Linked DNA regions of Mus musculus: regions 1 and 3 are each linked to region 2. A link is a loop called in an ENCODE intact Hi-C map of the cell type or tissue named here. Cell type or tissue: heart. All regions are shown on one strand. Each heading gives the region's core, and the rest is flanking DNA. Links, peaks and the distances in the headings are about the cores only.

Region 1 (10,728 bases), core at 1,920-9,919, 64 kb before region 2:
TGATTCACCTACTTATTTAATGTTTATTGAGAGCTTTCAATATATCAGGCACAATTCCTAGGAGCTGAAAAAAACCATCAGCAAATAAGAAAAACAAAATCCCCCCCTTCCTCAGCTATTCCAGGACTTGCTTGTGTTTCTTCTGTCAATAATCCATGCTCATAATTTCCCTTCAAAAGGTTGACACTGGTTCTAACAACGTCAACTTCGAGTCTTTACTTGGTGTCCTTGACCTCAATGTTTTGACCTGTCTCTTTCCTTAGCTTCTTTACTGTGAACATGTCTACCCTTGTTTTCCACTTTATTGCCTGAAAGATATTCCTTATACTTCCTGCCTTCTTCCCCTTCCTCATTCCCAGTGCTTCCTACTCAGAGGCTAGCTATGGAACTGTAATTTGTGCTGTACTCCTCTGGGTATGCATATTACTTAGCGTACTGTTTTGTTTTCTGAAGTGTGTTTCATGGAACAGATATGCCTTTGCCTTTTCTAGGTTCTGTGACCACATACTTTGGAAATGGGTAAATACCGGGCTTGACTCTTCTATATCAGAACAGTTTAGAGAAATATACCTGTCAATGAGAATTAGGCACTACCTTGGAAGAAATGATGCACATCCTGGTGAGTAGGCTGTGTCCTGCTCTAAGCTGTGTGAAACTGATTTTCAAGCTTTATCTTACCGAGCTGGCTAGTTTTATGTCAACTAGAGGTAAGCTAGAGTCATTGGAAAGGAGGTAGCCATAACTGAGAAAATGTTTCCATAAGATTGGACTGTATACAACCCCATAGGACATTTACTTAATTAGTAATTGATGGGGGAGGGCCCTGTCCACTGTGAGTGGTACCATCCCACAATGGGGTTTGATGGTCCTAGGTTCTGTAAGAAAGCAGATGGAGCAAGACCCTTCATGACCTCTGCATCAGCTCCTGCCAGCAAGTTCCTACCCTGTTTCCTTACTGGCCTGACATGCTTTGAGGATGTGTAAACCCTTTCCTTCCCAACTTGCTTTTGTTCATCACAGCCATAGTAATTCTAACTAGGACACTTACCCTGAGTGGCTCCATTTTACAAAGCAAAGGCTGCCTCTGTGGATTCAGAGGTTGAGTGAATCAGTATCTTGTTTGTCAGGTAGATACTACATGGGCCATGAACAGATCAATAATTCTGCAGGTAAAGAAGTACTCATGCATGCTTTGCAAGGTAGACTGTGAGTCAGTGGGTACAGGGCTGTATTAAAGCCCTCTCAGCAGAGCTGGCAGGCAGGAAACACTGGGTTTGATCCCCAGCACCACATAAAACAAAGAGCAGTGGTACATAGTTGTAATCCCAACACTTGGAAGGTACAGGTAGGAAGATCAGTGAAAGTTCAAGGTCATTCTCAGCTATACAGTGAGTTCCAGGACAAAGTGAGCACAAAGAGGTGAGATGAAGAGGGGAGGGGAGGAGATCCATAGCAGAAAAACCAGCCCATGAACTTTTTTCATAGTGCTGGGGGTTAAAGTAGGTGCCTCAGAAAATGCTAAGTGTTCTATCACTGAGCTACAACCCTTGCTCTCAGGCCCCTGAGCTTACCTAACAAAATAAACCAATAATGCAGAACTCTCACCTAGACCTCCCCAAAAGGAAAAGTGCCTAACATTGTCCTGACAGTGGCCCTGCCTACCTGTCAGGGGCCAATAGGCAGGGATTTCCCAATTTTCTCAGTGTAAGAGGGAGCCTCAGGTCAATACAATCCCCACTCTCTGACAGCTTGGTGCTGCCCACACCTGGTATAGAACCTAGTTACTTTGTATTTTGAAGGAGGACTTCTGTGCTGAAGAACACACTTCAGGAAATATTACACTAGACAAAGAGCTTGAGGAGAGTCCAGACCTTATCATATCTGTTTGTTCATGTGTTCCCTAGAGAACTCTGAAGAAGAGTTTGGACCCAGAGGTATTGGATACATTTTAGGAGGTAGAGATTAAGCTGAAGGGTTAATAGGACAAGACTAAGCAGGCAGGAATATTGGTTTGGTTGTGTGATAAGGAATGAGGAGGAAATGACGTCAGTAAATCAGATAAGATTCCTGAAAAGATAGATACAAACTACCAAAGCTATAGAAGACAACCAGAATAGTCTGAATTAATTTAAGGCTGGACATTGTGGCATAGTCTTGTAAACCAAGCACCAAGAAGGTAGAGTCAGGAGCAACACAGATTTAAAGCCCAACTGGGCTGCACAGAAAGTTCAAATTCGGTGCTAAGACATATAGTGTGAGCCCCCTCTCATACATACATACATACATACATACATACATACATATGCATATATATATTTGTTTTACATAACACACATATACTAAAAAAAAAACTATTTATAAACAAAAACCTGGGGGCTGGAGAAATGGTTCATTGATTGAGAGCACTGGCTGCTCTTTGAGGGCACCCTAGTTCAAGTCCCAGCATGAACATGGTGGCTCACAACCAACTCTAACTCCATCCCCAGGGGTTCAATACCATATTTGGCCTCCTTGGGCATGAGGCATGCCATAGCACATAGATATACATGCAGGCAAAACACCTGTACACATATATTGTTTTTTAAGAGAAAAGAAAAAGAAAAGCCTGGACTAGAGGGCTGTCTGGTTTAAGTTAACAAAGTTATAGTTAGGTAGTATCCCACCTAATGGCTAGGAAATTCAAAAGGACTGGGTCAGTAACAGACTGTGGAGGTTAGGGGAGGACGAGGCTGGGAGAGTCTAAGTTCCTTGTATAAGGAGAGGTTTTGCTGACTAACGGGATCACTGCAGTCCTTGAATGCACTAAAATGAGGCTAGGTCTGGTTTTGTTGGACCAGCATAGTGGGGTATTCCTGTGACAACCTGACCATGTTTTGGGGAGGACTGTGGAAGAACTTTGGAACTTTGGGCTAGAAGATCCATTTGGTGTTAAGAGCTCTGTTAGATGTTGTGTAGGAGCTTGGAAGATAATATTGAGAACAGTGCAGAAAATGGAGGCGTGGCTTGGAAATTTCAGAGGGAAAATTAAAGACTCTTTTCAGGACCATTGCTATTTTGGATTGTGAAGATTCTGTAGTTCTGGTTAGCCGGGGCTGAAGAATCAGCTGTGATTAACAAGATACCAGAACTACTAAAGCAAAAACTTGGCACTACTAGGACTATTGATGCTGGTTAGCTGGAGCTAAGAAATTAGTGGTGATTAAGAAGAGACCAGCATCGCTGAGGTGACATCTTCTGGGAAGTGTTTTTTGAGAGCACAGAGGCTGTGTTTCAGAGATAGCCAAGGATGTACCTTGTGCTACAGTGGGACTTGGTAATGTTTAAGAGTCACCCAGGTGGTACTGGTTTTGAAGGCATGAAGGGGTCACACAGAGCAGCTGAGGCTCTGCACTGTGAGAGGCCATGGAAGGTCATTGGTGAAGGTGCAGTCTCAGTTGCAATTGATGGCCCAGGACTGAAGGGGTCATGTAAAGGATTTGAGGCTTAGCACAATGAAGAGAGCTGATAAGAGGCTACTGTTAAAGCCAAGTTACAGTGAAAGACAGCAGCATTTTGGAGATGCCAGTACCATGAGATGACTACCAAGAACAGCAGCAGCAGTGGAGTACAGGCAGCTGGAGCCTAGAAGACAACATGTGTGCTAAAAAGGGCATGGCTGGAGAAGTGACCCAAGCTCTTGGAGGAGCTCAGAAGATTGTGAGTTGGATCCCAGACATTGGATGGTTGGAGATTGATTTTTGCTTTTGATTGTTACTGTGCCCTGATATTTTTCCCTCTTGAAGGAAGTTTTTGTAGTGAAGCCCACAGTTAAGAGACTTTGAATTTTAAAGTACTTTGTATTTTAAAAGATACTGGATATTTTAAAGGGATTGAACTTTTAATATGTAAAGACTGTGGGACTTTTAAAGTTATTTAGATCTTGGGGATGAATAAGAAAGTAAGGGTTGAGGCTTACCAGTAATGTGTTTGTGTGTCAAGTTGACAAGGGGTCAATTGTACTGGCTAGTTTTGTGTCAACTTGACACAGCTGGAGTTATCACAGAGAAAGGAGCTTCAGTTGGGGAAATGCCTCCACGAGATCCAGCTATAAGGCATTTTCTCAATTTGTGATCAAGCGGGGAGGTCCCCTTGTGGGTGGTGCCACCTCTGGGCTGGTAGTCTTGGGTTCTATAAGAGAGCAGGCTGAGCAAACCAGAGCAAGCAAGCCAGTTCTATGATCTGTGTTTTTTCTGATCAGTCATTGACTTTAGCGTGGTGTGTGTGTGTGTGTGTGTGTGTGTGTGTGTGTGTGTGTGTATTTGGTATTGACTAAATGTAGAGCCTTAAGCTTGCTAGGCAAGCACTCTATCTAGTCCCCCTGCCCCTGCCTGCTCTCCTCTCCTTTTTCTGCCATCTTCCTCATCTCCTCCTTTTTCTTTTACCTGTCCCTTGTCCCCTCACTGTGCAGACCACACTTGTGTTAAACTTGTGGTTCTCCTCCTGCGTCTTGTCCAGATCTCTAGCCCTTTTCTGCTTTATTATGAGGGATGCTTTTTATTGATGATGTTGGCCTTAAATTTATGATCCTCCTGCCTCAGCTTCCTGAGTAGTTGGAATTTTAGGCATGTAACATAATACTTCTGAACAGAAATGGTTATAAGAAAGTTATAAATAATTTAAGTTATCAAATCTTCAGCAAAAGGAACTTTAAACCATCTATCTGTATAGAAATTAGGTCTAAGGTATGCTATACTCATAAGAAAGAGGGATCAGAAAACAGAGGTCCTTCACTCTGGCTAAATAAGGTTAAGCTTGCTTTCATAATCCTTAGTAAGGATCAGAACTGCTTAGAAAAACGTGAGTGAAGTTCACCTCAAACAATAGCCATAACTATCACCCAATATTGTCTTAATATCTATCACACAATTTTCAACTGAACATTCCCCCAAGACTTAATTTTTAATTCCACAAAAATATGTATTGCAATGTGACCATAGGTGCATTCCCTACTACTTCTAGGCAGTCTGCAGATCTCACCAGGCCGCTCTGATTCTCAGGTGGCAGGCATCCAGTGGACGACTTTTCTTCCACATTCTCACTTCTTCCTTTATGCTTGAATAATCTCTCTCTCTCTCTCTCTGTGTGTGTGTGTGTGTGTGTGTGTGAAGGATGGAGGCTTTAGTATGAATGGGCTTCAGTGTCCTATAACAATGATTCAACTGGCAAGACAGTTCAGTGGTAAAGGGTATAGGAGCTTGCTGACAAGCCTCTGGAACTCACATGGTGGAAGGAGAGAACTGACTTCTACATGTGTCCTCTGATCTTCATATATATTCCAGGTATGCATGTGTGTATGTATGTATGTATGTATGTATGTATGTATCTATCTACCTATCTATCTAGATACACACACAAACAAACAAAGTAAACAAAATAACTTTGCAATGGCTTGTAATGAGCTGGGATGTGGCTTCGTGGTGGAGTGCATGGAGTGCTTGTCTAGCACATTCAAGAACCTGAGTTCAATTCCCAGCACAGCAAACCAAACAAACAAAGAACAGGAAGAGAGACCCAGGAAATATCTCCTGTCCTTTGCTATGTGAGATGCACTGAGAATGTTCACTCCATGAATCTATGAATCAGGCTCTCACCAAACCCTGCATCTGTCAATGCCATGGTCTTAGCTTCTCTACCCACCAGCACTGTGAGAAAGTAATTTGCCTTTTATTTTGTGTGCATGCATGCAGAAGTCTATGGAGGCCAGAAGACAGTGTTGGATTCCCTAAAACTGGAGTTATAGAAGGTTGTGAGCTGCCATGTGGGTACTGGAAGTCAAACTCGGGTAGTCAAACTTGGAAGAGCATCACGTGCTCTTAACTGCTGAGCCATCTCTCTGGGCCCCTGAACTCTTTTGTTTTAAACAGCCTGGTCTGGTGTAAATGATATTCATGCTAAGAAGTCAAAATGCTACTGAAAGAAATCAAGAAGACCTTACAAGTAGAGAGATGTGTTTATTATGGGTTGACAGTATCAATGAAGAGAAAGGGTTGCTGTCCATGGTGGCACATTAGTTGTAGGAGGCTGGCTGGGCTAAGAGAGCAGGAAACTGGTCACAGGGATCTTCTATGTACAATAAAGGAACTGGGAACCCACTGCAAGATTGAAAGCAGGAACAGGTGACAGGGTTGATGTAAAACTTTAAAAGGGTCCTTTTACCTGCTATTTAAAGAATAATCTGTAGAAAGAACAAAGGGAGGCAGGGAGAATGTTACTATGATCAGAGAGAAACTACTCATTCAGAAATACTCAGTTAGGAAGTAAAATTAAATACTTCATTGGTTTGAGTTGAACAAACTGGCCTCCTGGGATGAGTTGGGATGTGATGTGCGATGAGGTGAAGCCAGAACACAAGGCTTCAACTAAGGAATTGGGTGGTATCACTTACAGGATGTAAAACAAACTCATAAATCAACTGATAAGGGGGAGACACTGTGGTTACTATGGGCTGGAAGTCTCAGTAAAGTAAAAGTGTTGCTGTCCATGGTAGTGTATGCTTGCAATCACAGCAGAAGCAGGGAGATTGCTGAGAGTTGAGGCCAACCTGGTCTACACAATCAATCCAAGCCAGGCTACATAGTAAGATCCCATCTCAAAACACACAGGCACTCCAAATGTGCTTGAGAGATGTCTCAGTGGAAAGAGCACTTGCTGCTCTTTCAGAGGACCCAAGTTTGGTTCCTAGCATCCACATCAGGTAGCTCACAACCATCTATAACTCCAGCCCCAAAGCCTCTGCACACATGAGCACCTACCCACCTGAAGACACACACAGCCACACATGAAATAATACAGATAAATCTCTAAAAACGAATGAAGCATCAAACAAAATTAAATTGTTACTTCTCCAAGTTGATATAAAAGTTTAATATTAAGTCCTACCAAAATCCCAAGAATACTATTTTAAAGTTATTTTATGTTGTATGAGTGTTTTGCCTGCATATATCTTTGTGTCACTTGTGTGCCTGGTGCTTGAGGAGGCCAGGAGAGGTCACCTGGAACTCCCTGGAACTGGAGTTATAGATGGTTATTTGCAGAAACATGGGTGCTGGGAATCAAATGTGAGTCTTGTGGGAGAGAAGCCAGTGCTCTTAACCACTGAGCCATCTCTCCAGTATCCCCCAACAATAATATTTTGTAGGTTGTTAGGATTATTTAAAAATTTATATGGAATGGCCATGTGCATGCCTTTAGTCCTAGCAGAAGCAGAAGTTTGAGGCCAGCCTGGGATACATATCAGGACCTTCCTTGACTCAAAATAAAAATGTAAAACTTGTATGGAAATACTAATGACCATTAGACATGAAAGAATGTTCAACTTTACAGGCCATCAAAGAAATCTGAGTCAAAACTAAATTGAGATTCCATCTAACCAAATCATAATGTCAGTCACTAAGAAAATGAACAGCAAATGCTGGGCAAAAGGGAGCCTCTATACACTGTCAGTAGGAATGCAGAGTAATTCAGCTAGTATGCAGGTTTCTCAAATTAAACCTTAGTATAAACCTTCCACACAATCTAGCTACAGCCCTTGCAATCATTTACCCACAGGACTCCACTCAACACAGAGACACTTGTGCAGCCATGTTTATTGCAGCTCCATACACAGTATCCAACAACAGAGGACCAGGTACAGACAATACAATACACAGTGGATTTCTTTACACCCATAAAGAATAACGTTATGTTGTCTACAGGACAATGGATATAACTGGGTATAATCACATTAAACCAATTTCAGTATTTTCTCTCACTTGTGGCTTTCAGAATTCATGTAGAGACATAGTCATATGTATGTATGCCATGAGAGTAGAGGACTGTCAAGGGAGCAAGGGAGATTAAGTGCAGGTGGGACACAGAGAGGACAGTAGAGAGGCATGGTGGCAACAGACTCAATGGGTGACAAAAACTGAAAAATAAATGTGTATGAAAATGCAAAGATTTATCATAGAAAAACAATTTTTGTGGATGCCTTTTTTGGCTGAGGGTGGGTAGGGTGGGTGGGAGTGTTTTGTTACTGGCTTTTTTTTTTTTTTTTAAGCTAGGATTTCTTCATCTAACCCTGTGTCAGGGGTTTCTATTCCTGCACAAACATCATGACCAAGAAGCAAGTTGGGGAGGAAAGGGTTTATTCGGCTTACACTTCCATAGTGCTGTTCATCACCAAAGGAAGTCAGGTCTGGAACTCAAGCAGGTCAGGAAGCAGGAGCTAATGCAGAGGCCATGGAGGGATGTTCCTTACTGGCTTGCTTCCTCTGGCTTGCTCAGCCTGCTCTCTTATAGAACCAAGACTACCAGCCCAGAGATGGTCCCACCCACAAGGGGACCTCCCCCTTAATCACTAATTGAGAAAATGCCCCACAGCTGGATCTCATGGAGGCTTTTCCTCAACTGAAGCTCCTTTCTCTGTGATGACTCCAGCTGTGTCAAGTTGACACAAAACTAGCCAGTACACCCTGGCTGCCCTAAGCTCACTCTGTGGACCAGGTCGGCCTCAAACTCAGAGATCTTCCAGCCTCTATCTCTCAGTGCTGGAATTAAAAGCATGTACCACCACAACCCAGAAAACAATTTTTGTAAAGAAAAATAAAACGGGTGAACTAAGTTTTGCTAATTAAATATTTTTAAAATGTTTAGGTTTACTCTATGTGTATGAGTGTTTTGCCTACACATTTATCTATGCACTACATCTGTGTCTGGTGGCCATGAGGTCAGAGGAAGGAATTTGCTCCCCTGAAACTGGAGTTATAGATGCTTATGGGTGCTGGAAACTGAACCTGGTCCTCTGGAAGAGCAGCCAGTGCTCCTAACCACTGAGCCCTCTCTTCACACATACACCTTCTACTAACTTCACATTGAATTGTTTGTCTACAGCATCAGTACCAGGTGGACTGCGTGGAAAGACAACCAGCAGAGAATAGAGAGCCCAAAATAGGAGCACTTTTATTTTATTACTTATTTGTTATTACTTTGTGTATGTGGAAAATAGAAACGGGGACATGTGTGTCATGGCATGCATGAGGAGGTCAGAGGACAACTTTTAGGAGTCAGCTCTTTCCTCCTTCTGTGGGATTGAGGGAATGAACTTAGGCAAGAACCTTTAGCCACAAAGGCATCCCATCATCTCCCAGTTTAATTTTGACAAGCGTGCAAAGGCTGTTCTGTGTGGGGAGCAAGCCTTGTGAGCCAGAGGCCATCTAAAGATAAAACATTGATATCCCACCTCAGACCTTGTGCACAACTCAAACTGCATCACAAATGTGAATGCAGCGTCTTGAACATCTATGAATGTGAGATAAAGACTTCCAAGGCTGATTTATTAAGGGAAAGATGTAGAGCCTGTACTTCATCAAAGCTGATAATGCTCTAGAAAACGTTTTGAAGTTAGAAAAACAAGTTACAGATTGGGGAAAACATTTATATCCTACATATTACATAAGAGAATAGTATCTAGAATGCTCAAAACTCAACAACACAAAAGCAGGCCCAATCAGAATATGAATAAAAGACAAACCAAAAGGACACACACGCAAAGCAAATATTAAAAAGACGTCAGCCTTACCATAACTAGAAAAATGTAAATTAAAACTACAGAGAGTGAGGGGGAGCATGGCTCAGCTAGTGAAGGCCCCTGTTGCCAACAAGCCTGATGACCCTCTAAGTTTGATCCACAGGCTTAAGTGGTGGAAGGAGAGAACCCGTTCCGTCAAGCTGAGCTCTGACCTCCACATGTGTGCTGCTGTACAACTGCATGTGCACGCATACAAACAAACATGCAATGATGATGATGACAAATAAATGTTTTTAAACTATAGTGAGATATTTCTATATATCAGAACGGCTAAAATAAAAGCTAGCAACACGACCAAATGCTGATAGACAAATCACATATGGTGGCACGCAAAGTAGATTATTCACTCTGAAAAATAGCTTGGCAAGCTCTTAAAAACTACACAGGCAACTACTGTAGACTGAATTAGTGATTTTAAAAAAGGAACTTCCCTCTTAGAAAACAGTAGGCCAGATGGTTTCACCACTGAATTCTACTGACATTTAAAGAAGGATTAATACCAAGTTTCACAAATACCTCAGGAAATACTTCCCAACTCATTTTTGAGGCCAGTATTACCTGATCTGAAAATCAGACACAGATATCAGTAGTTTCAAACAGCCAAACACATCTTCAAAGAGAAAAGTGCTAACACCTGCTTCCTTGTTTGGACAAACTTTTAAATAAAATTTAATTTGAGGGCTGGAGAGATGGCTCAGTGGTTAAGAGCACTGACTGCTCTTCCAGAGGTCCTGAGTTCAATTCCCAGCAACCACATGGTGGCTTACAACCATCTGTAATGGCATCCGATGCTACCTTCTGATGTGTCTGAAGACAGCAACAGTATATCCACATACATAAAATAAATAAATAAATCTTTTTTTAAAAATTAACTTAAAAAAAAACCACCATGTAAGTTTTGCTGACTAGCTTGTCACCACACTGGTTACTATAATATTTAATATAGAATGTTACACATAGACTATGTGACTTTAGTACCTTATAGTCCCCTAAGCACTGGGATTATAGGAATGTGCCACCACTTCTTTCCTTCCTTCTTTCTTTCTTTCTTTCTTTCTTTCTTTCTCTCTTTCTTTTTTAAAGGGTTATTTATTTATTTTATGCATGAGTACACCAAAACT
Region 2 (10,728 bases), core at 881-8,880:
TGCAATCACAAGGACAAATTGCACATGGCAAAAACATGTTTTCCATAAAGGCATATAAGCAAATAACAATAGGCAGTTTAATGAGTAATCTGAAGCGAACCCACTCTACGGGCTACATCTGGGAGAAGCATGAACGCACATTCTAAGAATGGCGCCATGTTTGAAGGAACTGAGATCACAAGGCTCGCGTTTTCTTGGCGTTTCCTCACAAGCACTAATATCTTCATACGACTCCATTCTTTCGTGTTCTGACAAGTTGGTACTTAGAAGTGGAGCTGTTGCTGTCATAAACACAGTTATGTAGATCTCAGGTGATGTAAAAGGTTTGTGGAAGGATGCAGGAGTCTTTGGATCTCTAGGATCCTAGAAGCAGCACACATTGGGGCATTTTCTTGGAATCTGAAAAACAACAATGCCAAGAGCAATGCCTCAGTGGAGACCTAGCTCATGAGGTTCTAAGCACAGAGACTACATCCAGCCCACATCCTGAGAACTTGAGCAACACAAAGTCCAAATCCTAATGTTTCTGATGGAAGAACTTTCAAAACAAGGCAGCATTCATGCTGTGTGTGCTGTTCACTGCTCTTCGGATCCTTAGTAGAGAGAGCAAAATCGGGAGCAAGTGAGAGCAACTTTAAAGTTACAAACATAGTATGTCTCAAAGCAGTTGTTAAACAGATTAGTGCGATTAAAAAGAAACCCAGAGGGCTGGAGAGACGGCTCACTAAGAGCCCTGGCTGCTCTTCCAGAAGACCTGGGTTGAATTCCCAGCACCCACATGACACCACCATCTATAATTCCAGCTACAGGACTTCTGACAACCAGATACAGACACACATGCAGGCAAAACACCAGTGCACATAAAATAAAATAAATTATTCAAAAAGAAAGAAAAGAAAAGAAGAAAGGGAGGGAGGGAGGGAGGGAGGGAGGGAGGGAGGGAGGAAGGAAGGAAGGAAGGAAGGAAGGAAGGAAGGAAGGAAGGAACCTGGAGCAGGAAGGGTGTCCTGAGGGCAGCCATGAAGGGTTCCACCTTGTGGAATGCAAAGTGGGACTGAATGTCTTTAGCATTAGGAGATGGCCATGAGCCAGAGCCACAAGGGGTTGAAAAGTCCTATGACATAAAAATGATGTGTGGCTGTCAAAATGACTAGGGTTGAAGTTGCGAAGGTTAATACTAGCTGTCAACTTGCAAGAATTTGGAATAACCTAGGAGACAAGCCTCTAGGTAAGTCAGTCAGTGAGGAATTCTCTAGATTGAGTTAACTGAAGGAAATCTACCTGAAATATGGGGGCACCATTGCATCAAAGGAGGCCCAGACTGAATAAAAAGTAAGTTGAACACCAGAACTGATCTCTCTGCTTCTCCCGCAGACACATGTGATCAGCTGCCTCACACGCCTCCTGCCGTCCCCTCATCCTCTTACCTGCATGGCAGACTGTATTCCTCAAGTATAATCTGAAATAAGCTTTCTTCCCCAAAGTTGCCTAGTCATCACAAACAATAAGAAAACTAATACAAATTCCAACCAAAATCGTAAGTCTTGGGTCTCACTAGGTAGCTCTGGCTGGTCTTGAACTTGCTTCCCAAGTGCTTAAAGGCATGCACCATTACACCTATCTAGTTCTTAAGACTGTTATCAACCGGTCGTGATGGCGCACGCCTTTAATCCCAGCACTTGGGAGGCAGAGGCAGGCGGATTTCTGAGTTCGAGGCTAGCCTGGTCTACAAAGTGAGTTCCAGGACAGCCAGGGCTACACAGAGAAACCCTGTCTCAAAAAAAAAAAAAACAATAAATAAATAAATAAATAAAAATAAATATATAAATAATAATAATAATTAAAGACTGTTATCAGGGATTCGCACTACTGAAACTTTAAAAACTAAAGGTGCATTAAACAGAGCCAGTGAGATTGTTCAACCAGAAAAAAGCACTTGACCCACAAGCCTATTGACCTAAGTTGTAGAGGAAATGGGGTCCTTGTGCTCACAGATAAAGCACTAGGAAAGGTAGGAATGTTAAACTCGAAGGGTTATCTATTCAAGAGAAGAGATATATAACCTGTTCTGCCCAGAAGGCTAGGAATGGAAGTAGTAAATAGCTTGGTGATCTGTGTGACCTGTGGGGCCAGGCCACACCTGAATCCCACTGACTATTATGTTCATCCCAGACTCTTACTCCAGAGACCTCTAGTTTGAGCACTGTTTCCCAGTCAATAGACCCCATCTTCATGGAAGATGTCATATGGACTTTACAAAAGGGTTTCAATGTAGTCATGCCTTGAGCTTTAACATGCACATGGGATTTGGTTAACTGTTACCAGGAAACTTTTTCCAAAGCTGTACTGTACTTAAATGTGCCTAGAATAAACTGCCCAAGATCAGACTTTAGAGGTGTGAACGGACAGCAGCTACTGAGTGGAGCTGAAGCAGATGTCTTTCTTGCCTCACACGGACGTCACTCCCGTTACTGCTCTGCCTGCCATAGCATTTGCAGGGATGCTCACACCGAGTGTCCCACACACGAAAAGTAAAAGGGGAGAGGCAAGTCCACAGAGTTGTCCCCTGACTTCCACATGCATCTCATGGCACACGTGCCTTCTCATCATCCACACACAAATAATAATAAATATATTTTTAAAATTTGATGGCCAAGAAAATGGTTCAGCAGATAAAAGCACTTAGTACAAAATCTGACAACCCGAGTTCAATTCCTGGATCCCATGTAAAGGTGGAGGAATGAAGCAGTTCCATGACACTTTCCTCTAATACACACACATGTGCGCACACATACTAATGACACACATACATATATACATACACATGCACATGCACACTGACACACATATATGCATACACACATGCGCATACATACACACTGACACACATACATACATACACACACATACAAACATACACACACTTAAACATATTCTCTCATGCACGTGCATGCACACACACACTTGCACATACACTCACACAATAATATATACAAATTCAGAATAAAACAATTTTTTAAAGATTCACTGAAACAGTATTACTGTTCAGTAGCAAATCAATGGAATAAACGGAAAGGCACATTTGGAAAGTTAGGGTTTTGTAAAAGCAGCATTTTCTTTTCTGTCTGTCTGTCTGTCTGTCTGTCTCTCTCTCTCTCTCTCTCTGAGACAGGGTTTCTCTGTGTATCTCTGTGTATCCCTGGCTGTTCTGGAACTCACTCTGTAGATCAGGCTGGCCTCAAACTCAAGAGATCTGCCTGCCTCTGCCATAACTGAGCATCGTATCTAGGATCTGGAAGATTCTAGGCAACATACTTTATCACTGAACTACATCTCCAGCCCCTCTTTTCCCTTTTACATTTTATTACATTATTTTACTATGTGGAAAGAGATGCATATCACAACTTGTCAGAGTTGGTTCTCTCCTTCCACTATGTGGGTTCTAAGGATCCAACTCAGGACCCGAGGCTTCAAAGCAAGGGCCTTTACCAGCCAAGCCATCTCACCAGCCCTTTTTTAAAAAAGCTTTTTATGGCCCGGCATGGTGGCGCACGCCTTTAATCCCAGCACTCGGGAGGCAGAGGCAAGTGGATTTCTGAGTTTGAGGCCAGCCTGGTCTACAAAGTGAGTTCCAGGACAGCCAGGGCTACACAGAGAAACCCTGTCTTGGAAGAAAAAAAAAAAAAGAGAAGCTTTTTGAAAACTCCTACTCTGTGGGAAGCCACATGTGCCGTTGCAGAGTGGCACTGACTACTGCTGGCCACCACGCATAAGATTGGACAAACAACCAATGTGTACATATGCAGTAAAGTTTTTTGCAAAGACACTGCCTGGCCCAGGCATGATAATGAGGTTCTGTAAGGTACGGAGAGTATAACCAATCAGATGTGAGACATGCAAATGAGGTATGATAATGAGGTTCTGTAAGGTACTGAGAGAGAGTAGCCAATCAGATGAGGAACATGCAAATGAGGCTTAGTGCATAACCAATCCGGGTGTGAGACACGCCCCTCCTAGGCCTATAAAAGCAGCACCAGTTCTTCCTGGCCAGTCGAGCGCGTGCAAGACTACTCCTTTTAAGTAAACTTCAAATGAAGTAAACGACATATGTGCACATGTACAATAAAAACCCTGCAAGTGTATACGGAAATGCAATCAGGTAAGCAGGGAGTTGGAGAGGGACGGAAGCTTGATTAGGTATGCCTACCACAAAGTTAAAACCTTTCACAAACTAAACCTTACTGGCTTTAATAGCCAAACGATTTTTGCAATCTTTAAATAAAAGTTAATATTGCTAATATACAAAAGCACTGTAAGTTTTAAAAATGTTAATACCTCGAATATAAAGAAAACAACTTATAAGCAAGGAATTCATAAAGAACCAGTAAGTATATGGAAAGTATTCAGTTTTATACCTAGGTAACAAAATGCAAATTCATACAAGAGTCTGACAAAAGGCTGACTAGTAACAGAATGATTCATGCTGTCACGCAGCATTCTAATACTTACTGGGAAAATGCATTTTAATAAGAACACTTCTAGGAAGCCTCTGTTAAGGTTCAGAATCTTACAAATGGGCATTCCCTTTGATCTAGCAATCTATCACTGCTTGTAGAAATGAAAAATTGTAAATACCTTAAAAGCCCAGTAACTATGGGTTCTTTAAACAACTAGAATAGCCATACGACCACTTAAAATGTATCTAAGACCTGGAAAAACAGGTACCAAAAACCCCTTTGTGCATATTTGAAAACTCTACATTTACATAGCAGTATGACAATACCCTCATCCTTGTGGGTTTTGTGTCCCACTCTGGTGGGCAGAGCCACCTTAGGTAGCCCAGGCATGTCTCAAGCTGACCTTGACTATACCTTTGGTTCCCAACGTAGACGATTACTTCACTTAATTTCCCCCACTCCGTGGTTTTTGACACAATCTCGGTATGTAGCCCAAGGTGGAGTAGAATTCGCAGTAATCCTCCTGCCTCAACAACGCCCGTCATTTTTTTTTTCTTTTATTGCTTAACTATTTCGGATATAATTGTGTACTGTTGGAATGCTGTTCGCATAGCAAACTGAATTTTTTTAACGCATTATTTTTAAAACGAGGCGATGAGAGAGGCGTTGCCAGCACCATGCCGGGCTCCGGAAAGGTGAAGGGCTCAGCGCCTTAGAAACAAGCCCCCGCACCAGGGGATTAAGGGCCACGGGGGATGGGGGGGAGCCGTGACGGCTGAGGGAGGGACCTCTAGCCTTCTGAGGAAGTGCGATCCCTCTTCCCGCTGGAGTGCGCGCCGCCCGCGCCTTTATTGCGGAGGTGTGGAGAAGAGCGTGGGAACAGCACGCAGGACAGCCTCCCGCTCCAGCGTACAGGGCGGGCGCCGTCAGCGCCGGTACCAACGAGACAGGACCGCGCTGCGTGCCTAGAGCGGCCCTGCCGCTGTGCGCGTGTGCAGAGGCGGTCCAGCCCGGTGCGCTCAGCGCTAGTGGGCGAGGTGATCTGTACCCTGACTGAAGGTCTAGGGCAGTGCTGACGCGAGTTCGCAAGGCGCGTTCGTGCTCCTGGTTGGTAGGACCCAGGGGCAAGCGAGGCTTTCCTCAGAGCCCTAGGATGGGAGGTGGAGGGAGACGAGGCCAGGTTCTGCAGAAAGAAGGCTCAGGCTAGCCCTTGAGGAAGAGTGAGGAGCATCGGGACAAAACGGCCATCCTCCAGACCCAGACGCTGAGTATGGAGACACCTCGGCCAATCACTCTATTGGAAAACCAAATAGAACAAACCTGTTTGGGATGAAGGTTGATAACCAATTTGGAATGATGTGTGTTGAAACGAATGGATTTTGGTTTTGAGGCATTAGCAGGACATTTGAGTAGAAGAGCTGATAGGAGATTTGTTTTAGAAACTGGGTTTACTCTGTAACCCAGGTTGGCCTGGAGCTTAGTTTTCTCGGCTTCTCAGAGCAGAATTCCCGCCTTGTGCCGCCACGCCTGGCTGAAGTTTGGGAACATGGACTGTGAATGTAGAATGTAAGGTGTAGTCTGCAGCTCAGGAGAGTCAGCTAAGTGACAGTTGTCTATAGTCATGTTTACAGGCTCAGTGTTTAGTCCCTAGCAGAAAAAAATTGAAGTAAAGCAATGTAAATGCATTGTCTTGACTAAAAAACTCCATAGGGATTGAGTGGTAAGTTTGACATAAAACTATATATAATTTCACAGAGCAGACAAGAATCATGAAGTTTGGGGGGCGAAAAACTTTGGAAGGCCTGGAAGCCACATAGGACTACCAAGTCAGACATTTTCAAACCAACCAGTTAAATAATGGGCAAAGGAAAAAAATCAGAAGGATGCCCGTTTATTAATTATGGCATATATCCTTGCCTGGCTTAACATAAATTATGTAACTGATAGAAACATTATACTTAAATGATATTTACCCATTAGCAAGAACAGAATTTTAAGAGGTTTTACTTGTAAACATCAGGACCTTTAACTACATCTTGAGGGTTTTTTAAATGAAAATTCGCAAAATCAAGTTGGACTAACTAATGTGTATTTTAAGTATGAGACCTTAAATTTCTAATTATGAGGATTTTTTTGTGGGTGGGAAGATGATTCAGTGGTTAGGAGTATTTCTTGCTCTTACAGAGAGCCACTTTGATGCCCAGCATCCATGAAGGGCAGCTCACAACCGCTGTGAGACTAGTTCCAGGGCAGTTACAGGCATGTGCTCTCACACACACAGTTATTTTTTTCGATTATGAGTTTTTTCCTAAAATTGTTCGAAAATTAAACTAGTGTGTTTAGTTAGAAATGTTAGAAAGTGGTGTGTGAGGTTGCTGGTGGGAAGAGGGCATGGCAGTGAGCCTGACTACCTCAGTTCAGGCTCCAGGTTCCACATGGTGGAATGAGAGCAGCATCTCCTGAAATTTGTCCTCTGTCACCCACCCCTGCATACACACAGAAACATGAGAACACACTGGAAAAAGAGAAGCCATGAATTCCTCTGCCCAGAGTTAATGCCTGTTAATATCGTAGTGCTAACATGTGTTCTCCCTCATGGTAATGATTATGGAGTCAGTAAACAGTACATTTGATAGAGAAGCAGAAGCCAGCCTGTTTGGAGGTCAGGATTCTGAGGGGATTACTTGCTTATGAGTTGGATTACCATCAAATGACCATATGTTTGTTACTTTTTGCAAAAAACAAAACAAAGCCCTAAAATATATTTTTTCATTTCAATCAGGAAAACCAAAGATTTTGGGGGAAAATATATTATGAACATTTTTTTCACATTAAATAGTCTATAGTTATATCATTGATTTTTAAAATAGTTGTGTAACATTCGTGTTTATGCACATATATTTGTGTGTACATCAGAGGACAGCTTTCAGAAGTTGGTTCTGTCCTTCCACCATGTGTATTCTGGAGATTGGACTCTGGCCATTTTGTGAAGCTTGGTGGCAAACACTTGCTGAGCCATCTCACCAGCTCAAATTCTCAATTTAAAAAACAAACACACCTCAAAGGGGATTTTGGTTCAACGCAAGAACACTTAAATAGGTTTGTTTTCTGTGAACACTGTTTAAATTGAGGAAATACAAAAGCTATCAAGCCCGAAGACAACAGTGTTAATGCAGTCTTACTGGAAAAAAAAAAAAGACAGGATCTAAGTGGAGCGGAAGAGGGCTGTCAGAGTAAAGCATTGAGGTATGGTGGTATTGGCCTGTGTTCCCAAACTGTCCTGGGGGTTGAGGCAAAGGGATGACAAACTCAAGACCAGTTGGGCAACTTAGATCCTATATCAAAATAAAATCTCCATGTGCAAGGCCACATGTTGATTTCCCAGGACTTCAGAGGGAAGTGGGGGTAAAGCAACTGCAGAAAGGCTCACAGAGTGGAGCTACCACCTCAGTGGGAGGGGACTGAGAGAAGATCAGGGAGCTGATTAGAAGTCTGTACAGTCTGGCTAGAACTGGTTCAAGTCACCCCAGTTCTGTGAGAAAGAAGGTATGTATTTGGTGGGGAAGTTAAATGAGAGGGCCTGGGTTTTTAAACAAAACCTGATCAAAGGAAAGTCTATACTGACTGGTGAGTACTGACTTTCTCCTATTGACTGTTCTTAGCAGCACTCAGTAACCTCAGCTAGAGAAGAGCCTCTCTATAAAAGGGCCTCTGATTTCATACCTCAAGGTGACATTTTTACTATTCTAACAAAATGGCCTGGCTCCCGAATTCATCCATTCTTACTGTCTTCAAAGTAGTAAACTGCCTACATAATCAGTTTATGCAGGCCTCTACATAGGCCTCACCTCTCTCTGTAGGCCCTGCCTTCTAGAAACCAGAGGAAAGCCTCCTTGTCCCTCATAGAAGCAGCAGCAGCCTAAAGATCTCTAAATTGCTTCCAGAGTGACTCTGCCCTTTTCTGGAAGGAGGAGATGTTCTCTAGGCTGCAATAGTCGCTCTCATCTACACTTCACTGTCTGTGGCTTCATTTCCCACACTCACCAGCACTCTGAAGTGTTAATTTGAAAGTTCCAGAAATAAGTGATTCATAAGTTGTAAATTATGCATCATTCTGCATAGCATGACTATTAGTATTCCTTTTTTTTTTTTTTTTTTTTTTTTTTTTGAGTCAGGGTTTCTCTGTGTAGCCCTGGCTGTCCTGGAATTCACTTTGTAGACCATGCTGGCCTCGAACTCAGAAATCCACCCTCCTCTGCCTCCCAAGTGCTGGGATTAAAGGTGTGTGGCCACCACACCCGGCTGACTATTAGCATTCAGTCTAAGCTCCAACCCACAGTTACCTAGCAACAGCTGGGTATGCTCCTCCCCACGGTAACCTGGCAACAGCCAGGTAGGCCTGACCCACTATAAAAGGGGCTGCTTGCCCCCTCTTTGCTCTCTTGCCCTCTTGGGCTCTTCCCTTCCCCTTTACCTTCCTGGTCTCTCCATGTGTTCATGCCTGGCCTCTACTTCTCTACTCTCTTTCTCTGCCTTTCTCTGCCTCTACTACCCTCTTAACTCCCCTCCCCATGCCCTGAATAAACTCTATTCTATACTATACCGTTGTTTGGCTGGTTTCTCAGGGGGAAGGGATGCCTTGGCATGGGCCTGCTGAGACATCCCCTTCCCCCACACTTCACTTACACCCCGTAGAACATATCTCCTCTTTCTTTATCTTTTCATAAACACATCAGTGACAGTCTCCTGCCTTCTGCCCCATCCTTCACAGGCTGTGACTCATCCCTTAATGCAGCAATTCCACGATACAGATGCTGCTCTCCCTTAGTCAGTTAGCTGTGTTACTCAACTAGGCCATTTGCCTACCTCCCAGCTTCCAATTACTGAAGCTACAATGTTTGCCATCTTAAAATTAGTGATTTTTTTTTTTTTTTGAGACAAGGATTCACTATGTATCCTGAAACTTGCAGTCCCCTTGGCTCTGCCTCCTGAGTGCTGGAATGACATGAGTGTGCTGTGTGCCTCACATCTGACTTAAAGCCCACTGAGAGCAAGTGAAATGAGGGCTTCTTAGGTTTGCCCCAGTCTTGGTTATCAGATGAACTGTCAGGGTGTCACAGTGCTCATGTTTAGCAGTGGCCGGAGCATTTGTGAGTAGTGATTCTGACAATTTGAATATGCCAAAGAGAAGTCATGAAGTGCTTCCTTGAACTGACCCCATAAGGAGAGGAAAAAATGCCGAGTGCTAAAGTAACTAAGATCTACAAATTCTTAACAGAAATTTTAAAGAAAACTAGTCATGGTGGCTCATGCGACATCACAGTGCTTGTCAAGTGGAGGCAGGAGCACGGAGAGTTCAAGGCCACCCTTCCTTATATAGCAAGTTCCAGTCTAGGTCGGAAAACAAATTGTGAAGAAGGAAATGGATCTGTGCTAGTTTTGCTGTCACCTTGAACTACAAATCGGTTGCCACAGTTCCTGACAAATGCTTAGTCATTCACCTCATTTGATCTCTTCACATTGACCTTGTGTCACCTCACGTCACCAGAAAGCTGAGTACAATGCAGTACATTATTGTTTAGAGACCAGATTATGGCTATACTACTCCGAATGCACTGATCTTGTCTGGTCTCAGAATCTAAGGCAGGTTGGGCCTGGTTAGCACTTGCAGAGGAGAAATCATATTCACATACCTTTTGTAGGGCGATATAGAGTTGAACTTGCTGTATTTTATTATTGTTAATCTTACAATGCCTAATACATGTTCTTTATAGATGTATCTAGTAGGAAAAAAATAACTTTCTGGTTTGGTATTCAGTCATCAGTGAGGCAATTTTGAACAGACCCTACCTCCCAAGACAGGTGGAGATTACCACATGTATTAGCATTGGAGACTTGTCCCGGTTTTCCCAAACATGAGTCAGAAAGAGAGGTAATGTTCTGACATAAATCCTAGGACAGGAATCAAATCACTGCCATGTCTCATGGAGAAAAAAAGTCAGAGGATTCATCTCTAAAACCAGATTATTTTAAATCCTCAGCCACAAAATTGGGAAACAGTGGTGTTACCCCACCTTTACCACAAGACCTTCCTGATCTTGACTTCTCTGTGGGGCCTTTTCCCTTAGTTCTCTCACTAGCAATTACATTTTCCTGTTTAACTTTCCACAATCAGAAAGAGTCCCATTGTTTCACCAAGTGTACGGGCTCAGGAGACAGGGAGAGGAGGGTCTCCCCAAAGTTAAAGATAGCCAGCTTTATATGCAAGCTC
Region 3 (10,728 bases), core at 1,325-9,324, 200 kb before region 2:
CCACAGATTTATCAAATGTTAACCAAAAACCTGACTTTAATTCCCAGGGCCCATGTCAGTAATAACCATCTTTAATTCTGGCCCAGGTTTCATATGCCTTCACACCTTTGTGGAAACCTTCACTTGCATGCATATACTCACTGGCAGACAAACACATCTACACATAATAAAAATAAAAGTAATTGTAAAAATATATTCATCTATAGGATAAGAAAAGATCCAAGTACTAATCATTTAATTTTTCTGATGAAGATGGCTAATATGAAGCTTACCTGAACAAGAATCATATTCAATTTCCCAATATACACCTTTTCTTTCTAGGGAGGGTGAAAAGGGGTCAGATTAGAATTCAATACAAACATAAGCATAGAAAATAGTTAATGTCTATTAGAAATATACATGCTCCTGGGACTATTAAAAACAGACTAACATTTAAATTATTTTCCTTTCTTTAATACATTCTCTGGGAACCAGGGAGGTAGCTGAGCATGCAAAGTCAACTGCCAACAACTCTGACAACCTGAGTTCAAGTCTCTACATCTGTAATGGTAGAACCAACTCCCAAAAATTGCCCTGTAACCTCAAATAGCACTCAAGTGTTTACAAACACGCACACAGAATATTATTAAAATAAATAAATTTAATTTTATAAAACCATTAAATCTCTGGGGCATCTGAGATGGTTTTCAGAGTAAATATGAATTCAATCTTCAGACCCACAAGCTTAGTAGGAGAGAAGGGGAGAAATGACTCAAGTTGTCTTCTGATCTCCACACCCATGGTACACACACTCACCTGCACGTGTACACAAAACAAACACTGAAATGAAATAAAATAAAACTTAAAATCTAACATTTTCCTTACCTCTACACAAGTTGGGTCAGAGGATGTCTTGATAATGAGACCAACAACATATTTTTTTATTCCTATAAAAATATAATGCATAAAAAATTAACAAAAAAATTAAATTAGGCAAGGAATTTTATGAATCTAATTCCAGCACTAAGGAGTTAGAACACCCTGGAATTAGAATGTGACTCTTAATTCAAGAAAGACACACTTTGCAGGGCGTGGTGGTACACACCTTTAATTCCAGCACTTGGGAGGCAGAGGCAGAGGCAGGTGGATTTCTACAAAGTGAGTCCCAGGACAGCCAGGACTACACAGAGAAACCCTGTCTCGAAAAACCAAAAAAAAAAAACAAAAAAAACAAAAAAACAACCAAAACAAACAAAACAACCCAAGAAAGAGACATACTTTTACTCTATGCTACAAACATTCAGGACCTGGTAGAGAGCAGAGACAGTTTCAAACTCCAATTCCTTCACCAGTGCTGGCAACTGCAAAGAATGCCAATTAGGACTTTGGATATAGTTCAATATTCAATAGTAAAGCAGTTGCCTAACACACAAAACTCCCTAGGTTTGAGTAAACACTTCAAAAAAATGTTAACGATGTTCTCTTCCATGCTTTTGACTTTAAGCTTAGAGCAATCAAGACCTATGTAGCCATGAAGTAGCCATCCATCTCCCTCTGTCACATCAATTTTATAGTCAACGTATACCAAGTGCCAGGCATTCTTTGATGAAACAGATATATCTGCCTGGTCCTAAAGCTAAAGCATGACAATTGCCTGAAGCTATGGCCAGCCTGGCTAAATACTGAAGCCACCAGGCACACTTCAACTCTTGGTCCTGACTCCAAAGTTCTAGGAGTATAGGACCATGAAAGCCTGCCTAAATTACCTATTTTTAATCTTCTGAATTTTATCTTTTTTCTTTCTTTAAAAAAAAAAAAAAAAAAAGAGGCTGTCCTTGAACTGACCTCTGCCTGTTTCTGCCTCCTGAGTGCTGAGAGTAAAGATGTACCCACCACTGTACAGCTACCTTTTAAACTTTGCCACTCATTTGTCTGGTTTGTCACCTGTGTGTGAAAGCCCACTGATCAAAAGATGAACAGGTAATGGTGTCAAAAGCTATCTAACTTGGGTGCTTCAAACTGAACCCAGGACTCTGTAGGCATGAAAGAGCAGCAAGGGCTCGTCATAATTGCTAAGACATCTCCAATTCAGAATTTTTTTCTTTGCAACTGTCCTCTATTTTTTACAAAGAAAATCCATACATCTGTAGGTACATTTTCTTCAAAGGATCACTTACTGCTTTAGCTTTTACTGATAGTTTCTGTTTCTTTCTTTTTTTTTTTTAAATTAAGTAATCATTTGCCCTCTGCCTAATAATAGAACAACAGTATTTCTTATTTCCTGTAGCTGGACTGGCCTAAATAAAACTCCTATATATCTAAGGATGATCCTGAAGGCCTCACCCTCCAAAGCTATTTTTAAGAAAGTAACTAGCCTGAAACACTGTATACTACACAGGTCTTGAATTTAGAGTTGATCTTCCCATATCTGTTTTCCCAATACTCAGGCTTACTTCTTTTCATCTTTTTCATCTTCCTCTCATCTTTGAAACAGGGTCTTAATTTAGACTGATCATTAGCCCTGTGTTAGTATTGACTTGAACTTTTATTTTTACTTTTTAAATGTAAAGCTGGATCTCAATGTATAGTCCTGGCTGGCAGCTGGAGTGAGAGCTCAGGAGGCAGAGGCAAGCTTATGTCTGTGAGTTTGAGGCCAGCCACAACTATGCAGTGAAACTATCTTGAAAAAAACAAAACCAAGACTGGAGATGGCTCAGTGGTTAAGCGCACCAGCTTCTATACCAGAGGTCCTAAGTAAAATTCCCAGCAACCACATGGTGGCTCACAACCATCTATAATGGGATCCGATCTTCTGGTGAGTCTGAAGAGAGCAATTGTGTACTCATATACATAAAATAGATAAATAAATCTTAAAAAAAGAAAACAGGGGAAAAAAAAACCAAGACAAATAAAAATAAATAATAGAAAGCATTGGAAATACAACACAGGTGTAGTTTCTGTCCATTTTGGGGATAGATGTTATTGCCTAGGCCTTCACTTGTATGCACACATCTAACATCTATGTGGTGCACACACCCCAGAATCTCCGCTGTTAAGAGTCAGGTGCTCGGGCTGGTGAGATGGCTCAGCCGGTAAGAGCACCTGACTACTCTACTGAAGGTCCTGAGTTTAAATCCCATAAACCACATGGTGGCTCACAACCATCCGTAAAGAGATCTGACTCCCTCTTCTGGAGTTTCTGAAGACAGCTACAGTGTACTTACATATAATAAATAAATAAATCTGTGAAGAAAAAAAAAAAAAAAAAAAGAGTTGCGCGCTCAGGTTAGGCACAGGTTTTGGAAACAGGATCTTACTAAGTAACCAACTCTGACCTGGCAATGGCCTCATACTCCAGAGATTGACCTATTCTGAGTCCGATGGTTTTTGGGAACTGCCACCACCGCCCAGCTGAAATATTTCTTTTTAAAACTTAAAACTTCCTAAGAGACAGTTGCAGCACTGGGGAGGCAGATTGACCCCTGAAATTGAGGCCAGGCTGGTCTACTGCACAAGTTCCAGGAAAACAAATGTGTATGGGACACAAGACAAACTTAAACTTCAGCCAAGTGTGATGACTTACACCTGCCAGCCAGGGTTACACAAAGTGAGTTCTTCATCTCTTTGGGCTATAGTTTCTCAATCAACAACAAATAAAACCCTACACTAAAAACTATAAAACATATAGATGTTAATTTCTGGCTTACGGCTAAATGGCCATTACAGCATTTCAGAACAAAATGGTAACATTGCAACAAAGTTCTTTTTACCCCTATTGCACATTACTTCTTTCTCATTAAGATGGCTTTTTACAGTTAGGAGAGATGGGAGCAGCAGTGCTTGTTGATCTTGCAGAGGACTCAAGTTTGGTTCCTAGCACAGATTCACAAGGTCTAACTTAAGAGCCGGGGGAATCCTGTGCCCTTTCAAGGACACACACATATAACATATAAATATAAGCATATCTTTACAGTAAAATTGCCATTTCAGAACCAATCCCACTTATACAGCCCTCAATGTGCTGGGACTACCTATGTGTACACTGAACTAATGAATGTGGTTATAATGGTTTGAGACTTTCTGGCAGAAATCAAGTAAGGTGTACATAGACGTGCAAAGATGACTTCCTGCAGGTCAGTGAAAGGTGTAGCACACAGAAATAACTAGTACAAGAGTCTGTCCCTTGAATATGTCTTAGTCTGGCCTAGTGGTACACACCTTTATCTAGCCCCAGCACTTGAGAGGCAGGGACAGGTGGGTATCTGAATTTTAGGCCACCTGGTCTACACAGTAAGGTGTAGGACAGCTAGGATGGCACCAGGAAACACTGTCTATAAAAGAAAAAGATAGCAAACAAACAAAAACAGATGCACCTGTACAGGAAGGGTGGAGATACTAGTCCTGGGGAAACACTGGATCCCAGACCATATCAGAAGTCTGAAGAGAGAAGCTGCTCAGGACTTCAATACAGATCTGAGCTTCCAGAGTGTTAGGTCTGTGAGACCTGGTACTTGCTATATAACAAAGATGGCAATTTTCTCCCTTGGCCTCCACACTGCCTAGGATTCCAGGTATGCAGAATTACAATCAAATAGGTTAGCTTCTTTGAAGTTACTAACTTTATTATGAATGCCAGGTTAAAACCAGTAGAATATCTGGTATCCCATGGGTTTTAAAGGTTATTCCAAAGCAAGGTTCAGCCCAGATTTAATCCCCACCCTTTTCTTTTGTTGACCAAGCTGGCCAAATGTACAACGAGCTGTTATATGTGCATGTTTTATGTAGACCAGGCTAAGGTGGTAGAATGCTTGTATACTATGTTTGAAGTCTTGGGTTTGATCAGTACTCTCAAAGCGGTGGAGGCTCAGATCTGTCCTCCTAGTCCTCAGGTGGAGGTGCTGAAGTCACCCTTACCTATAAAACAACCTGACTATAATAGGATACCATCCCAATAAAAAATAAACAAAACTTTCATTAAACAGGAACAGGGCTGGAAAGATGATGCAAAGGCACTTCCTGCTCTTCCAGAGAACCTGTGCCCAGTTCCCATCACACACTTTGTCATTACTTATTTGTTCCCTTTGTTTAAAAAAAAAAAAAGATTTATTACGTATAAAATGTTATACCTGCAAACCACAAGAGGGCACCAGATCTCTTTGTAGATGGTTATGAGCCACCAGGTACTGGCAGGGAATTCAATGCTCTTAAATCTCTCCAGCCACCTTTAGGTTTTTTTTTTTTTTTTGGGGTTTTTTGTTTGCTGTTTGTTTGTTTGTTTGTTTGTTTGTTTGTTTTTGAGACACAGTTTCTCCTTGTGGCCCTGGATGTACTGAAACTCACTCTGTAGAACAGGCTAGTTTCTAACTCAGATCTGTCTGCCTCTGTCTCTGAAGTGCTGGGATTAAAAGCCTGTGCTACCACCCCAGCTTAATTAATGTCATTACCAGTAACTCCAGCACCAAAAGATCTGTCACCTCCTTCTGTCCCTCACAGATGAAGGGACACAGATGGAGAAGGATGGACAAACTGACTCTGCCTACCCTCCCTCAAAAGGAATATGAGAGAGAGAGAGAGAGAGAGAGAGAGAGAGAACGAGAGCCAGCCTGGCAGTGGTGGCACGCGCCTTTAATCCCAGCAATTGGGAGGCAGAGGCAGTTCTGAGTTCAAGGCCAGCCTGGTCTACAGAGTGAGTTCCAGGACAGCCAGGGATACATAGAAAAACCCTGTCTCAGGGAAAAGAAAAAAAAAAGTATACCTCTATTCACTAAGCCACATTAACAGCTTTGCTCTTTATTATGTGCATGTGTTTAAGGAGCAGGGTGTGTGTGTGTGGTGTTTGTGCTGTGTCCTGAATGGTAACAATGTAGGGGTCTGAGAAAAACAGGTGTCTTACCAACTAAGCCATTATACTATACTGACCCTCTTTTTAAAAATTGAGTTGGATCTTGTGTAGCCCAGGACTTGCCTTTTCAATCATACTGCCTCCATTCAGAGGTAACTATTTTCTTTTGTACAAGATTTAACTAAAGTGGAGGTTGCCTCTTTCCTCTAAAAGATAGCTTGCAGGACAATACAAATAGATCCTGCCATACAACATTAATCAACTCAGCTGTAGTAAAAGCATCAGGAGCCAAAGCCTTCGCTGTTTGCCCTGAAGGTGCTTCCTACCTTCACACTGGTTCCTTGGAAGGATCTTCCACCTTGTTTTGATCACATTTTCCAAAATCTGTAGTCCATAGTACTGAAAATTGGAGAACAGAACTATGTGAATTTCTTGGCATAGGACTAGGACCTTTCAGGATTCACAAATGGACAGACACTCACACATTTATAGCTAACATTTCAAAAACATTATGCTATCAAATTTAATTACATGTATTAAACAAGGATCTATTCACCCCTAAGCTGAGAGTTCATGCATTTTCCTCATTTACTGTTCACTGCTCTATGTAACGTCCTGCTGTTTATACATGCTCACACCAGGAGGAAGAACCAAATAAAAAGCCCTTTTAGCAGCCAAATGGGCTTATTTGTCTGTAGAGGGAAATAGGAATTCATAGTGTAAGTGACTGCTCATGGGCTCACACATTAACACAACCAGGCTCCTAACAAATTAGAAGCTTGGATGCTATCAAGCTTCCTACCACCCTCTAGGAGTTACAAGTTTTCAGCCAAATATCAAGTACTGTCTGTCAGAGATACATTCTATATAGAGGGTTTAAACATAACTGGTGTGTTACTTAAAGGAGCAGCAAGACAAACCCATGGGTTTATTTTCAATTTTAGCCCCACCCTTATGCAGTTTCTATTTCTACTAATTTAAAGATAAACTTTTGTGCACAGTCAAAATACAAATGCATGTTGCAATCTGTATCTACCTTTCAGGTATTCCTTACAGACATGGAAGCTGTAATTACATTTGTGAAAAAGTTAAATAACAGATACCACTTTCAATCCATTTTATCCCTCCCACTGCTTATGCACTCTAAACAGTCAGCAACATGTAAGAATTTATAATGCTCCGGGATTTACTACCTAAAATTATTACTATGACCAATTAGTGTGGATAGGCAGGAGAAAGAAAAGGAACCAAAATGTAGTTTTGGTATTCCAAAAACCAGCTGTAATACCTGAAAGGTAAACTCTCTCACACACACATAGCCTCAGATTGCAAGTGTTGGCTGAGAATAAGAGTTCATCTTTAAAGTTGTTAGTCATTTACACAATAAAATAGAGCATTAGTATTTCAACCAAAGGGATCATATAAATGCTCATATTAGCCACAGCACAATATAGACTGTCCCAAACTACATTGTGCTTAAATGTTTTTGCTGTTTTCTTTCATTTTAATATTCCATACTTTACAAAAATAATTTTCTTTTGCAATCTCTACTCAAACTATATTTGCGGAACATTCCTTAAAGTCGTCTAAAATAAGAATGAGGCCAAAACAAAATCTGAAATTAAGAAATAATGTCACTGCAGTATTTCATAATCAGCAGTAGTAGTGAAGCTCACTATCCTGGTCAGGAGCTCTGCAGAACTGGTGCTCAGAAGCATATAAAAGATAAAAGTTTCTCTAAGCATACAACTTACTATTCTATAAATTTTTTTCAAGCACAAATCACACTACCTAAAGATTCAAAAGAAAAAAAAAAAGCAGAAACCTAACTGTTACAGAATATGTTCTCTTGCTAATAACCAACTAAAAAGACCCATGGAGCACCAAGAAACAAACACCATAAATACAACAGACTTAAAAAAAAAAAAAAAGCCAACAACAAAAAGCCTCTTATGGTATTTATTTTACTTAATCTTATTATTGCCTCTCAATAATTACTATATTTATTCATTCACTTATTAATAACAATTAATGTAATGTTATATAATATTAATTTACTACCTACAACACTTTCAAAAGTAGAATCTGCTTACTGAACACATGATTTTAATTTGAGGATTGGAGCCCAATAAAAGGATCCTACACATGATCAAAGGTGTTCCCATCACCACACTCTAAGTCCTAACATCCTAACGGCTCTGGATAAGAAATTTGGAAAGAATCCTTGTTCCTTTGGGAAAATAATTTTCTTTTTCATAAATGATAGAACATAACCAAATCTCTCTCTCTCTCTCTCTCTCTCTCTCTCTCTCTCTCACTCACACACACACACACATACACTCTCACACACACACACACACAACCAAACAACAACAAAAAAAAAACCCTACTTCTTTAAATCCCAAAACTTGAATAATCCACTGCTGAGCTATGAAGATGAGGGACAGATAACAGCAAAGACTACATGAAAAACAAATGCATGAAATGATCCCTATGGCAGAAATCTGAGCCCTTAGAAATACGTATTTATGCATTGAGCTCCCCCTTCCCCACCCACCACCCATGAAACAAAAACAATTGATGAACAGAATTCAGTTAAAGGGAATCAAAAGGGTAGACCTTGTGGAGGCCTGCCGTCAAAGCCTAGCTGTGTCAGTTGCACAGGAAGACACCCCTTTTCTTCCTATTACAAGCAATCAACATAATGGAACATTATGATTAATATCAGGTAGTGTTAACATCTTTAAAGAAAAAAAAATGATTGCATAAAAGCCAAATGTCATAGTGCATAAATTTAGCACCAAATCATTTGTAATTTATGTAAATTGAAGAATTCTTTACCTGTTGCTTTCTTTCTGTTCCTCTAATCATCTCATTTTTCACAAGACAAATTTGAGTTTTTAAAAATACTGTTGATAAATCAACTTAAACATTAGTAATGTCTGTCAGTATAAAAAGCAAAATTTACCAGGCAAGCAAACAGGCAAACACTGTTATGTTACTTAATGTTAGCACTTTGAGGAAGTTCTGGGCTGTATTTTTGCCTTAAAATTTACAAGATGTCAAAACTAATTAATATTTCAAAACTGTTAACTAACACACTCTGGTCTCATAAACAGATGTGCACATGGCGATTTTTCTGTTTTAACACAATATATATCAAGTAGAAACCCTTTGTGTATTAAACAGAGTGCCATGGCATCTTATTACTTTAAGGCGTTTAAAGAGAAGCGTGAATCACCAAGCAATAAACAGTCAAAACACATTTTGATCAACCCTTCTGTTCAAACTCAAGCCAAAAAAATTAAAAAAATAAAAACAAAGAGCCCTGAGTTATAACATTTTCAAGTGCAAATAAGAACTGAGTGCTGTCTCATTGAAAATACTGGTACCACGGAGTAGGATTTTAAGCTGTCCAGACTACTGGGTGTTGGTGGTGCCTAACCTATATTGTATTAATTGCCCAAAATAATGTTATTATCTCATCTCTGAATAACTTTTACAACTTACTCTACACATGTTCTACGATGGAAAAATACCCAGCCACCCCCCAAAAGAAAAAAAACACCTTGCACTCTAGTCCCAGTTATAAAAACTTCATAATTCTTAGGACTATTTGCAAGAATTCTAAGCTTTAGAGAAATTCTGAAATAAGTTAGCAATATAAAATGATTTGGTAACAACTGCTAATACTAAAAATGAGATACCTTCCTCAAAGTTTACGACTGGAAGAAAAGAATAATGATTTTTAAACCACCACTTGCTTACTTTCGTGTTCATGTTCTGCGAAAACTCCAATATTGTGTCGACCCGTGTCCAAGCATCAGGATGCTCCTTTAAATGTGTCAGTACTTCTTGAGCCATTCTTTGCTAGAATGTTACACCAAAACAATTTAAGTTAGTGTGTTCTTTAGAATTCATTATAACGTAAAGTACAGAGAATAATGCACACCCTAACAACACAGTGAAGTGATACTTCACTTTCTAGAAACATGTGAGAAATGTACCAGTTACCAGTATTCACAACTGCCTGTAATTGCAGCTCCAGGGGGATCGATTACCATCCTCTTCTGGCCTAAGGGCATCTGCATCTATACCACTCTATTAGAAATACACTCAACATATATCATGCTTGTAAAAGGCACTGGAATTTGAAAGAACTCAGTTGCTTGGAAAGTACAAGCCTCTGGCTTCTGCGTTCTAGGATTACAAACGACTACCAATACATCCAAAGCTGTGAAGTGTCTTATCTTAATGTCCTCCCTGAGAAATGACTGCTGTGAGAACTTGTATTAAAACAGCATAAAATAATGAATCTTTTCCTAGTAAGTCTTACTTGGTCCAACTGCTACTCTCATTCAATCTTTGCCTGCAGGCCTGAGTCACAGAAGGTCAGATGGATCAGAGCATTTCAAGTGCAAGGCATCATACTTCAAAAACACAACAATCTCCAACTAGCGTGGTGTCCTTTGCTATTGGTCCAGTTCCTGCTTTACTCTGTTTGTTCTATATATCTCACTCTTCTCACCTTACAGTCTCAAAGGGGCTTAAACAACAAAATAGGAACAAAAAATAAAGTAGAGCGGGGCGTGGTGACTCACGCCTTTAATCCCAGCACTTGGGAGGCAAAGGCAGGCAGATTTTTGAGTTTAGGAAAGCCTGGTCTACAAAGTGAGTTCCAAGACAGCCAGGGTTACACAGAAAAACCCTGTCTCAAAAAACCAAAATAAAAAAAAAATTAAAAAAAAAATAAAATAAAGGAATAAAAAATTTTTATACTGCCCAATGCTATTACATAAAGGTAAAAGCATTTCTGTTGCTTAGCAAAGGGGTAAAAATATTTAATATAATACAAAATATTAAAAAACAAATCCACTCTTTTTTTTCTTTTGGCTAACTCACTAAAA

Evidence for each region. A loop is a pair of places that touch in the nucleus more often than their neighbours do. Peaks named below come from ENCODE experiments on the same cell type or tissue, not always from the same donor. Only the 100,000 strongest peaks of a DNase experiment are listed, where the experiment ranks them.
Region 1: a loop joins it to region 2, with 1.9 times the contacts of the local background. A loop is called at or near these places in 1 of 42 quality-filtered maps.
Region 3: it touches region 2 in a loop (2.3-fold over the local background); 1 of 42 quality-filtered maps calls a loop at or near these places.

What each region holds. Positions count from the first base shown.
Region 1 is chr11:23,127,139-23,137,866 of GRCm38, reverse strand. No RefSeq gene overlaps it. Among named protein-coding and RNA genes, the nearest start is that of 1700061J23Rik, 20 kb to the left of the region's middle. In heart, for the core only: no CTCF peak of the experiment used is centred there; no DNase peak of the experiment used is centred there.
Region 2 is chr11:23,062,550-23,073,277 of GRCm38, reverse strand. It overlaps Gm12059 (a long non-coding RNA gene), which reads right to left and starts at 8,214. Exons shown (of 2, transcript XR_872307.2): 1 at 4,861-8,214; 2 at 1-399. In heart, for the core only: a CTCF peak has its summit at 5,447; a DNase peak (open chromatin) is centred at 5,407; H3K4me3 peaks cover 1,566 bases; H3K27ac peaks cover 1,386 bases.
Region 3 is chr11:23,266,625-23,277,352 of GRCm38, reverse strand. Xpo1 (exportin 1) reads right to left here. Exons shown (of 26, transcript NM_001035226.1): 4 at 9,590-9,691; 5 at 6,148-6,220; 6 at 865-926; 7 at 273-317. Among named protein-coding and RNA genes, the nearest start is that of Xpo1, 16 kb to the right of the region's middle. In heart, for the core only: a CTCF peak has its summit at 5,122 (motif pointing right); no DNase peak of the experiment used is centred there.